Linked DNA regions of Homo sapiens: all the other regions are linked to region 3. Evidence: chromatin contacts called from ENCODE Hi-C or POLR2A ChIA-PET data. All regions are on one chromosome and are shown on one strand. Each heading gives the region's core, a stretch centred on a gene start or an enhancer-like site at or near the end of the contact. The rest is flanking DNA. Distances are from core to core; before and after follow the strand shown.

Region 1 (3,909 bases), core at 997-3,496, 7.1 Mb before region 3:
ATACCAATAACATTTTGTGGGAATAGGATAATAAAAAAGTTGAGCCTCAGACATTGCAGCAGTACATTACAATTTTTAATTTGTATACATAATGATTCATGGGTTTCTGAGAACACACAGATTCATGGGTTTCTGAGAACAGCAAAGTAAAAATTCCACTTGTTGAATACGAATAACTAACTTTATTTGATAACATTTACCTGGCCATGTCTAACCTTTTCCCATTAAATAACAACAAAAATAATAAAGGCAATAGAAATTATTTCTAAAAGGTAGCAGTGCATATTCCTGAAGACAAAAGTAAAAAAAACTATACTTCCTAAATAGATGAACACTCCCAAGTGAATTGAATTCTCTGTGGTGCAAAACCTCCAATATCCCGAAAAACCACGTTTTACATAGTGGGCCCAGTATGAGTCCTTATAAAGGAAGATGTACCAGGATATTCAAGAGTTTCCCCAGAAGACATAGTGGAACTGTGTGCAGTTCACCTGAAAGCTTTAGAAGAAACTGTGGATGTTGTAAACATGCATTTCTCAAAGATACAAAGCTCCTCAGAACAACTAAACATACTATGAGAAAACCCTCGACCGGGCGCGGTGGCTCATGCCTACTGGGCGAATCACGAGGTCAGGAGATCGAGACCATCCTGGCCAACACGGTGAAACCTTGTGTCTACTAAAAATACAAAAATTAGCAGGGCGTGGTGGCACGCGCTTGTAATCCCAGCTACTTGGGAGGCTGAGACAGGAGAGTCGCTTGAACCCGGGAGGCGGAGGTTGCAGTGAGCCGAGATCACGCCATTGCATTCCAGCCTGGCGACAGGGCGAGACTCTGTCTCAAAAAAAAAAAAAAAAAAAAAAAAGGAAACCCTCATTTCATCAAAACTCCAATCCAATGGACCCAACCAGATTTAACAAGCAGACAAAAACAACCCCTACAAACCAGTTAATTTTCCAACATGCTTTCTGCTTCCAGAATTCTAGACTGTACTGTGGTTTTCCATCCATCTCACTGACTGCTCTTTCCTGGTGTCTTTGGCTAATTCTTTGCCAATCCAGCTAAGTTTACTTGTTCCTGCTAATGTCCCTTTCACTCTGACATTTGGTACAAAATCCCTTCCCCTTTCCAGCCTCTCTTTCTGGACAGGGAACCTTGTTGCTGTCCTTTCCCTTCTCTACATTACTCTCCTGAATCTGCTCTCTTTCCTGTCCTTTCTCCACTTCAGTATCTGCTGTCACCTCTCCTGCATCTTTTCTCCACTGAATGACTCGGTTCTCTCTACCCCACCTTCCTGTCCCTTCTTACCTTAGAATGGTGACATGGCCTAAGTTACCTAAATCAGGCAATCACTGCTAGAAACAATACTAAAGTCCTGTCTCAGGTTTGCCTCCTTATCTTTGCGCTCCCACCCCCACGATGTCCAGCAAAGCATATTACACATAACTTGATTCAATTACCATTTAGTCATTTCTCCAAAGGATAAAGGCCCTTACCGCCCAGAAACCTTCAAGAAAGAAGGCAAACATAACTTCGATACAAAGTAAAATCATCAGATATGAGAATGAATACAAAACTGGCTACTGTTAGCGCCACTGTTTCCAAACCAGTTCCTGTAAGAACAATGCCTTAGTCTTGCTCATCAGACCGGGGTAATCACTGTGCCGAAACCATGACTGGCACGTAGTAGGTACTTAAACACTAGTCGGTAAAACGAACCAAAGGACACGCTAAGGAATGAACACTCTGTGCTTTGCACAGTCCGTGGCACACAGCTGCAGCTCCAAGAGGAAGCCACTGCAAAAGAAGCGCGCCCTTGGGTCCTCCCCTTCCCTCGCAGACCCCCAAACCCGGCGCGCTCCTAACCTTGGTGTCCACGTCGGCCAGGCAGTCTCTGCGGAACTGGTCGAAGAGCCCCTGGCTCTTGAGGTGGTTCACGATCATGGCCACGAGCTGCGGGTCCCCGGCGCCCGCACCCGCGCCGCCCGCCCCGCCCGCGCCGGGGCCAGCCCCGGGGCCCGGCGGCGGCGGCGGTGGCTGCGGCTGCGGCTGCGGCGGGGGAGGCGGCGGCGCCGGAGGAGGCGGCTGCGGCTGTGGGTTGGTGGCCATGGTGGCCTGTGCCGGGGAGGGCAAGGGCCCTGACCGGCGGACGATCCTGGGAGGCGGCGGCTGCACTGGTCCCGCCGCCTGAGGGAAGCCAACGGGATGTTGTTACGGAACCAGCGGATCCAGAGCAACCCCGGAAGTGAAAGGGAACTGGGGGAAAGGAGGAAAAGACGGTGACAACATTGACGAAAGTCCGGCGACGGAGGCCGCGAAGAGCCAGTTTCGACCGTCGCCGGGCGCAAGCGCCCTCGCGAGGCCGAGCTGCGCCGGAAGTGGCGGCGACTGTGGCGACGGAGACGACAAGACTGTGCTGGTCGCGGGTTGTGGGGTTTAGGTCACCGGCAGGGGTCTGGAGTCCCTGGAGGTTAGGGCTTCGACCCGCGCGACACCTGGGGCCCTAGGTCTGAGCGGGGGCAGTGCGTTTCTGGCCCCGCTTCATCCGCGACGGCATTTTAGGCCTGCCTCTCTTGCTCCAGTTTCCCGGAGCAGTGCATAGAGATCCATAGACATTTGTAATGCGAACCCTACGTGGATCTGCTCATTCTAACTTCGCCCAACCCTCTTCGTTCTTAGCCTGTGATCCTGCACTATTCTTGTCCCAGCAGGTAGCTCCAAGTTCCTTCTGTCTCTCTTCTGCCTGCACATACCATTTCCCCGTGGGGGTCCCTTGTTTCTGGCAGTGTGCCTGTGGATTAGATCCGATCCCTCCAGCCCGTTCTTCCTATCTGTGAAGACAAATCGACAGGCTTTTATTTTTAGGAGATTTGCTATTGATTACTATGATTATAGCAGGTAAAACATCTATAGCACATATTATGTACCAAGCGTGGCGTTAAGTGCTTTTACATGTATTAACGCATTTAATCTTTGGACAAACACTAAGAGCTAGGTCTGATTACTGTCCCCAGTTTGCAAATCAGGGAACCAAGGCTCAGATAAATTAAGTATGTTGAGTAAGATTACACAGCTAGCAAATCACCTGCTTTTGGACTGCATCATCTTTGAAATTATTATTAGTACGTGGTCAAAGCAACATAAATATTAGAAAATTTCATAATTACTAAATAGTGTGTGTAACTTTATTGAAAAATGCATATTGTTGCTTTTTAAAGTTCCTACATCTGTGGCTGAATATATCTTATTAGTAGGAAAAGAAGGGTTGAGCATCAATTCTATTCCTATTTGTAATTTTTATAGCTGTGTGCCCTGAGAAACCTTGTTCATATAAACAAGTACTGTGCCTAGGAATGGAAGAGTTTTGTTGTAGCAATATCATTCAATTCTTGACCTCAAAAAATTAGATTTGATTATCTATGAGCTGACTTCAATTAGGCCCTCCTTCTATTTTATGGAAAGCAAAGAGCTGAAAACCACCTGGCTTGCCAAAGGATTTGTTTACTTAATCCTTATTTTTTCACTCTTTCAGATTCTGGGAAATATACCAGATAGGTTTTACCAAGATACCAAATGACTATGAATTAGACCTGATTTTTTCAATGAGGTGTACCTTTCACCTGATATACTGAAAGTTTGGAGAATATCTAAACATTTTTCATTTTCATAAATAGTTTTGGATAAGATTTATTTTTGTTATCAGGTGGTTAAATTATGTTTTTGTCAAAATTTGCAACTGCAGATTTAGCTCATTCAAGTTCAAAATCTTTGTCACTGGGCACAGTGTCTCACGCCTGTAATCCTAGCACTTTGGGAGGCTGAGGCGGGAGGATCGGTTGAGTCCAGAGTTCAAGACCAGCCTGGGCAACATGGCAAGACCCCACCTCTACAAAAAAATAAAAGAAATTA
Region 2 (3,620 bases), core at 655-3,154, 5.7 Mb before region 3:
TAACCATTTATATTTTAAATTCTGAGCTCAGGTTATTTTCTAGACATTGTAATTTAGAATAAAAATACTTCTCCAGTTCTACATTTTGCCTGACTGTTAAAAATGATTTTGAGATTAATAAGTTGAACCAATTTTCTATTCACCTGACCAAATTCTGAACCATTTGAGTTTTTTAAAAAGTACTTTTTCCTTATTGTAAAGGCAACATAAAACTTGGTTCATTGGACAGGATAGCAGAGATAAACATTATACATGAAGTATAGTTCCCTGGGGCAATGTTGCTCTCTTTCTACCATGTTTATTTCGATTTATATAAATTTGAGACACTGAACAGAAGTAGAATTCAAATAGAGAATGAGGACTTATAAAAATGTACACTCTGCCTACATCAGTAAGAGTATGCTAATTTATAAAATTAAATATTTAATCTTAGTTCACTTGTAAACCAAAATCAAGTAAAGTCTGAATCCACCTTCTATTGCTTTGGGGGTTTGAGTCTATATTCTAGGATTCATTTAATAGTTTCATTTCTCTAAGCATCAAGCAAAACAGTTAAAATTACAAAACAGAAACATAAAGTTCACCTCATCATGTAGTATGGATCACTCTGTTATTCTTTATCTAGACCTTCAAATACTTTATGTAAAATGTTTCTATACAAAAGGAAACACAGGATTAGTTCCTCCTCTAATGCTTCTAAAGAGCTCTACCATGGAAAGCTCTCTCCCTTCCATTTTGCAAGTCTCAACAAGTCTGCTGCTGAGTCAGAACCTCCTTTTTTCCCTGATGTAAGAACTATTTCTCCCTTGAAAATTCATAAAGCTTAGGAATAAATTAGAGTCTCCCTGGGGGGAAGGGGCGGGGACGCCGGAATGAATGTGGTGGGGAGGAGTCCCACGCTGCAGCCCTGATGGCACACGAAAGGCTTTTATGAAGCGGAGCTGGCCCGGGGTTACTATGGGAGCTCGCCGTGGAACCCGTTCCACGCATCCGAGTGTGTAAATAACCACGCGGAGCGTGTTTGTTCCAGGGACTTTGTTCCTTCTTACCCAAGTGAAAATGCCTGGAATATAGCCGAGGCTTCATGTTTACCCTACAGAAACACCCTCGGCGGCTCTACGACGTCGGTGACAGCACTCCTACCAGCGCCTAAAAACAGAAACAAGCTTAGAGGGCGCTACCTAGGGCTACAAGGAGGCCCTAGATCGGGGACTCGGGGTCTAGAGGTGCGCGGCGAGGCGCTCAGCGGACTTCAAGCCGGCAGAGCCCAGACGCTAGTTCACCACAGGACCCCCGGGCTGGGCCGGGCTCCCGCGTTGCGCTGGGGGCCCCTCGGGCGCCTATTTCTACGCGGGTCGCACAGTGCAGGCGCCGGTCGGGGTCCCGGGCCTCAGTTTCCCCCGCGGGCCAGCCCCGCTCTGGGAAGCCCGAGTGGTGCAGCAGGGCTTCTCCCCACCCAGGGCGGAACCGAGGTGACAGGAAGGAGGAGGCACCGCGAGGGGCGGAGACGCGTGCGACCCAGGCAGACTCTGCGCGGATCCCGCGCCAAGGAGGGGCCGTTGCCCAGGAACCGTCCCTCCCTCCCGCGCGTGCTTGCCCTCGTGCGCGCGCCCGCCCAATGCTCCCGACCACTGTTTGCCAGCCGACCCCCACCCCAACCGGCCTGTCCATTTCCCCGGGAGCGGAGAGACCCAACGGGACACGCCGCTCGCTCCCGCCCTCCCGGGAGCGCGAGCGCGCCCTCGGCTGCGTCTGCATAGTAATGAGGGGCGGGGAGGGGCGACGGGGACGCGGTGGCCTCGCGCCCGCGCGTGCCGGGACGCACCGCGGGGGGCGGCGCGATTGTGAGGTGGCGCTGACGCACGTTCCGGGGTTCTTAAGCGGCCAGGGCGGCTACGGCGACTGCGACGGCGGCGGCGGCGGCGATCGCCGCGAGGGGTGGTGGGGCCGAAGTCGGTGCCCCCTGGCTCAGTCACGGTGTCCCTCTCTCACTGACTCCCCCTCCTTCCACCACGGCCGCGCAACCCCAGCGCCGGCGGCTTCCTAGGTGGGGCAGGGGACGAGGAGCGTCTCCTCCCGCTGCCGGCGGCCTGATAAATGAGGGATTTCGGGTTTGGGGTGCTGCAGACCGCCCCGCTCCGAAGTAGCAGTCCTGGGCCCCTGTTCTGCGGCGAGGCGTATGGTCCTTACGCCGTGGGGTCCGTCAACCCGCTGCCCTCCGCCACGCCCTTCGGCCCACTGTCGCCACCACCGTTGCCTGTCACCGGCTTCTTAGAGGCCGCCTCCCCCTTCTCCGTCCCCCTCGGCGGCGGCGCGGGCAGCCCGGCCGCCGCCGCTTCCTCTTCCTCCCCGTTCCTGGCGCATCAGCAGACCATGCAGGATGAGCTGCTTCTGGGGCTGACACAGCAGCCGGCGCGGCCGCTTTCGGGGGCGGCGGCCACGGAGAAACTCCCCGACCACCACCCCGGCGGCGGCACGATCGCGGGTGTGACCCACCTCCTCCCCTCCCAGGACTTCAAACCGAGTCTGCACCACCCCTCCTCCTCCTCCGCCTCCTCCTGCTGCTGCTGCCGCACCTCCTCCCCGCAGGACTTCAGTAAGCGGCAGCAGCAGCAGCTGAGCAGCCAGAAGAGGAAAGAGTTCAGCCCTCCCCACCTTCCCCACCCTCCGGACTCGAAGCCGCCGCCGCCGCCTCCGCCGCTCCACTGCCCCGGTCGGTTCAGCCCGCCGCCGCCGCCAGCCGGCCCGCTCCTCCAGCCGGCGCAGCTCGCTCAGCGCCAGCAGCAACAGCCGCCGCAGCAGTTCAGCCTCCTGCATCAGCAGCACCTCTCGCCGCAGGACTTCGCCCCGCGGCAGCGTCCGGCAGACCTGCCCCCGCTCCCGCAGCTCCCTCCCTCGCCGCCTGCAGCCCCGCGGCGCCGCCACGGAGGCGCGGGCAGCCCTCGCAAGACCCCAGCCGCGGGCGAGGGCAGCGCCGCCGAGTCCCCCAATGCGGGCTTGGCCTCCTCGACGCCGGTGAACCCCGCGCCGGGCTCCATGGAGTCCCCCAACCACCCTCTGCTCAACAGTCCCAGTAACCTCCTGCCCGGAGGTGCGCTTGGCGCGGGCGCCTTCAGCAGCCTGCAGAGCCCGGACCTTCCACACCCGGGCGGCGGCGGCGGCGGCGGGGGCGGGGGGCCCCCAGGAGGCGGAGGGGGAGGCGGCTCCGCGTCGCCGCCGCCGCTGCCCGGCTTCGGCACCCCCTGGTCGGTGCAGACCGCGTCGCCGCCACCCCAGCCCCAGCAGCCGCCGCCGACCCAGCCGCAGCAGCAGCCGCCGCCACCCCAGCAGCCGCCCCAGCCGCAGCCGCAGCCGCCCGGCTCGTCTGCCACCACCCCGGGCGGCGGCAGCGGCGGCTCGCTCAGCGCCATGCCGCCGCCCAGCCCCGACTCAGAGAACGGCTTCTACCCCGGGCTGCCGTCGTCCATGAACCCGGCCTTCTTCCCTAGCTTCTCGCCCGTGTCGCCGCACGGCTGCACTGGGCTCAGCGTTCCGACGAGCGGCGGCGGCGGCGGCGGCTTCGGCGGCCCCTTCTCGGCTACCGCTGTGCCCCCTCCGCCGCCGCCCGCCATGAATATACC
Region 3 (3,811 bases), core at 1,064-3,563:
CACTGGAGCCTGGGTGATATAGTTTATGCTGATCAGCATCCCAGAGCAAATAACAGGACAAAGGGAAGAGTGTACCTATATGAGAGCAAACAGAAAATATATGGCATATTCTGTCTTTTCAGAATCATTTACTATATTGCTAGGCAAATAGGTCACCTTTTTTCCCTCATCCCATTCTCTCTTAAATAGAAAATTAAACCTTAAAACCTGAATAGAAGACAAAAGTCCACAATCAGTGCTCTGTTTCTCACATATTGTGAGCTTTCCTAGAAGGTATTACTCCTATCGCCCAACTCAGCGTCTACATATGCTGATGGCTCAAAAATCCATAGCTATGCCCAGTTCTCTTTCCTGCCCTCTAGATGAGCAGATCCAACAGCATGCTAGTTAGCTCCCCCTGGATGCCTCACAGGCTTGTCAAACCAGTGTATTCAAGAAAGCACCCACCACTTATTGCATAATATCCTGATAGAGTTGCAATGCCAAGGAGCATGTTTTCTGTTCATTTTCTAAAATGATGACAGAAAGTTTAGAAGAGGCTGTTTTAACTGTGATTAGGAGAAGCTTATACTAATTGTTATTATAAAGATCTGAAAAATCCGTGTCATCGTCCATGGTTCATACACCAACACATAGCATGAGACTTTTGCCACTTACGATGTCCTCCACGTTAGTCTTAATTTGCTTTCACCTGAATAATTGCACTAGCTAATACTTATTGAGTACTTCCTATGTGTCAGGTATTCAATTGTCCTCTTAAATTTAAGTCTCGCAATAACCCAATAATGAAGAGGAAATTGAGGCTTGTAGGAGTCGTCATCCACAAGGACTCATAGCTGATAAGGGGTGGTGAGTTTTAGATAGCTTAACTCCAGAACACATATGCTTGTCATTCCTCTGCGATACTGAATACAAATCATTCTTATAGTCCAGGGAGGAGGGGTTAAAAGGTCACGAACTAGGAGCTCTACTGAGTCTGACACTGGAGATGCTAGGAGTAAGGAAAATATAATAAGTCTTGAGGAAGCTGGAGATGAGAGATTATAAAGTAAAAGTAGCTGAAGATACAGGATATAAGATTTTTTTTTTTAAAAATTTCTTTTTCCTTTTAAAAACGTTAGTTAAGCATGCATTGCGCTAGGCATTGGGGATAGAAAAGCAATAAAGACAATTTCAGTCTAGTGAGAAAGATAGGTAAATACATTATAATAAATTTTAAAACTTAGATTTGTATGCAAGGTTCACAGAACATTAGAGAAATTAGACATAGACAGAATTTATTAATTCATTTTATTCATTCAGAAGACATTAGTTGAATACCCACTGCATTATGCTTGAAGCTGGAGAAATAAAAAGGGCAAAGTTAAAATCCTTATCCTGAGGAAACTCACAATCTAATGAAGATGCTTCTGGGGTGCTGGTCAAGTAGCAAGGATGGAGCTACAGGAGCACAGAAGGATTACACAGCCTCGAGTGCTCAGACAATGCCAATTTAGTGTTACCTAAGCAAAAAGTTAGGGCTTTGGGTTGGCAACAGTAGAGGATGCTAAAGAGGAGTGCAGTGGACAGGTCCAAAGGGCTTGGACTTAACTATGACAACCCAAATTGTTGCTGGTGGAATGCAATACAAGGGAATATGCATTTTCCTGCAGCATCAGTTTTGTTATGATGTGGAGCATAAAATCGTGCTTTTCACTATTAAATATTTTTACTATTAAAAATAATGTAGAGCACAAAATCGTGCTTTTTACTATTTAAATGCGGATATACTGTGAAGAATGCAATAGCATATGAGATTCATAAAATACGACAGGAAACGAATTTCCACAGCTAGGCTTATGATTTAGCCAGATAGAACAGGAAACTACAAGAAAATCCCACAGCTGGGCATGCAGATGGCTTCGGCTCTCACCCCTGAAGACTCGGGGGGAGGAGTTCACAGTCTTCAGTTCTCCGAGTATTGAGGGTAAGATAGCTGAGGAACAATGAGTATTAAGTGTGCGAGAAAAGCGTTTAGGAGTTAAGCACATGGACTGAAGAGAGGCTAGGGCGCAGGCGACTGGGAACCCGTCATCGTCCCTCTGCTCTCCGGACCTCTTATTCGAAAAACATCCTCCACCACGTGCCCCTTTGTCGCCAGAGACAGCGCCTGCAGTGCGTGAGCTGCCCCCTGAACTCCTGGCGCCTGGTTGCCTGGGCAACCCTCTTCTGGGGCGCCTCCGCGACCTCTTACCATTGGTTTAGACGACGCAGCGTGCGTCTGACGTCATTGCGCGGCGCGACCAGGTTCAGGGGCGGGCCGCGCGGAGCCTCATTTCCCCAAACGCAGGCGCTCGGTGGCGGTAGCCGCGGTTGTTGGCCGACCGAGTGCCGGTCATAAGCCCCCCCCGGTGGGGGGCAGCTGGTGTGCGGATCGCGGCGGGAGAGAGGCGCGGTAGGAACGGGTCCCCGGAGCCGTGAACCGCGGGTACAGGTGTCCTGTCTGCGCTCTCTGCCAAGCCGGCTTGCTTCCTGATCTGTTGCTAGGGCCGCTGGACCCCGTTGCTAAGGACCCTTGAGATCGTGAGCGCTTGGAGTGTACCCCTCCTTTCCTGGGGTAGAGGGTCAGTCGAGAGTAGCCTTCGTTAACCTTAATTGAAACTGGTAAACTCCTCCCTCGGCCCCTTTAAAAAATCTCTGTTTTTTCTTTATTTTTTTTCTGTGTCTTCCTCTTTTGCTGACTTTGATAGCATCCTGGCTCTGGACTGGTCTTTAAGTATCTAGAAGTGAGTGTAGGAGGGGTGGCTGGGAAGGTGGAAAATAGATTCTAAGACCCCTAAGCAGATTGTGCGACCCTAATACTGGCCCTTTGAATTTACTTTCTGGTAAAAAAGGGACTGGGATAAGTGACTATTGGGCTCTGGGTCTTTTAGAATTTGACAGAGCTTTACAAATGGAACATGGTTTCTTTAGTGGGGCTCTTACTTACACGTTTGGAACTTTCTAGACCTGGATTAGAAAGCAGGGCTCTGCTGACTGAGAATTGTTTTAGTTCAGTGGTCTTAAAGCTGAGTACGGGAGAAAGTACATACAGGGAAAGAAATAGGCTATATCAGCTGCCCAAACAATGATAGAAAGTACACTTTCCTACCATTGACACAGATACCGGCAGTCCCTTGTAGATAGATGACCTGTAGCAACCAAGGAAGCTTTAAGGGGAATGTGTGGGCTTCATAGGGTGGTTTGTTTGCTTTCTGATATTGTGACATAGTTTAGGTGTTCGAAGTTAAGTGGATTTATGGATTCTAATATCTATAATTAGAATGTTTATCTTGTTTTGTAAAAGAATGAGCGGTGACCTTGATAATATTTGTAACACAAAATAGTTCTTACAGGTTCGCTTCTCCCCATCACTGCCCCTTTACACCATCCTCTACATGTTATTTAATGAAAAACCACTTGAAAGGGTTACCAAGGATAAGATTTTTAAAGCTTGCTTTCACAAACAACTCATGCTCCAGGCTTGTCAGTGGCATGCTTCCAGGTGGATATTATTTTAAAAAATTGACTACATTTCCCGTCGTCCCTTGGTGTCCGTGGAGAATTGGCTCCAGGACTCCCTCCCTCCCCCCAGTCTCTTTCAGATACCCAAATCCACCCATGCCAAAGTCCTCCAGTCTGCTCTCCGTATCCGTGGTTGGGTCAAATCTATAGATGTGGAACCCGCATATACGGAGAGCCAACTGTAATTTGTCGTTAAGGTAAAGGATAAAAATTTTAAGTGAAAAAGCAATTGTTTTGGAAGGAAATTCTCTAATACAGGATTTTGAAA

What was found. A loop is a pair of places that touch in the nucleus more often than their neighbours do. ChIA-PET counts read pairs that join two places held with the same protein, here RNA polymerase II (POLR2A). Pooled maps may share reads with other maps.
Region 1: a loop to region 3 is called in a map of naive thymus-derived CD4-positive, alpha-beta T cell, with 18 times the contacts of the local background. The contact joins the promoter of BOD1L1 here to the promoter of PACRGL in region 3. A Hi-C loop is called at or near these places in 1 of 168 maps with a recorded cell type or tissue (naive thymus-derived CD4-positive, alpha-beta T cell) and 5 of 50 pooled maps. POLR2A ChIA-PET finds 5 or more read pairs at or near these places in 1 of 52 experiments (OCI-LY7).
Region 2: a loop to region 3 is called in a map of naive thymus-derived CD4-positive, alpha-beta T cell, with 25 times the contacts of the local background. The contact joins the promoter of CPEB2 here to the promoter of PACRGL in region 3. A Hi-C loop is called at or near these places in 2 of 168 maps with a recorded cell type or tissue (CD4-positive, alpha-beta memory T cell and naive thymus-derived CD4-positive, alpha-beta T cell) and 8 of 50 pooled maps.

The regions. Positions count from the first base shown.
Region 1 is chr4:13,625,479-13,629,387 of GRCh38, forward strand. It overlaps BOD1L1 (biorientation of chromosomes in cell division 1 like 1), which reads right to left and starts at 2,247. Exons shown (of 26, transcript NM_148894.3): 1 at 1,867-2,247. The coding sequence starts at 2,109. It overlaps MIR5091 (microRNA 5091), which reads left to right and starts at 2,387; the gene lies at 2,387-2,479. RefSeq lists enhancers at 1,676-2,406, 2,244-2,403, 2,407-3,137 and a silencer at 1,904-2,103.
Region 2 is chr4:15,000,577-15,004,196 of GRCh38, forward strand. CPEB2 (cytoplasmic polyadenylation element binding protein 2) reads left to right here and starts at 1,905. Exons shown (of 12, transcript NM_001177382.2): 1 at 1,905-3,620. The coding sequence starts at 2,098. It overlaps CPEB2-DT (CPEB2 divergent transcript), which reads right to left and starts at 1,469. Exons shown (of 8, transcript NR_038857.1): 1 at 1,362-1,469; 2 at 1,050-1,149; 3 at 585-653. RefSeq lists an enhancer at 894-943 and silencers at 1,184-2,043, 2,544-2,853, 2,904-3,053, 3,154-3,363.
Region 3 is chr4:20,698,145-20,701,955 of GRCh38, forward strand. It overlaps PACRGL (parkin coregulated like), which reads left to right and starts at 2,314. Exons shown (of 9, transcript NM_001258345.3): 1 at 2,314-2,643. RefSeq lists an enhancer at 2,427-2,546.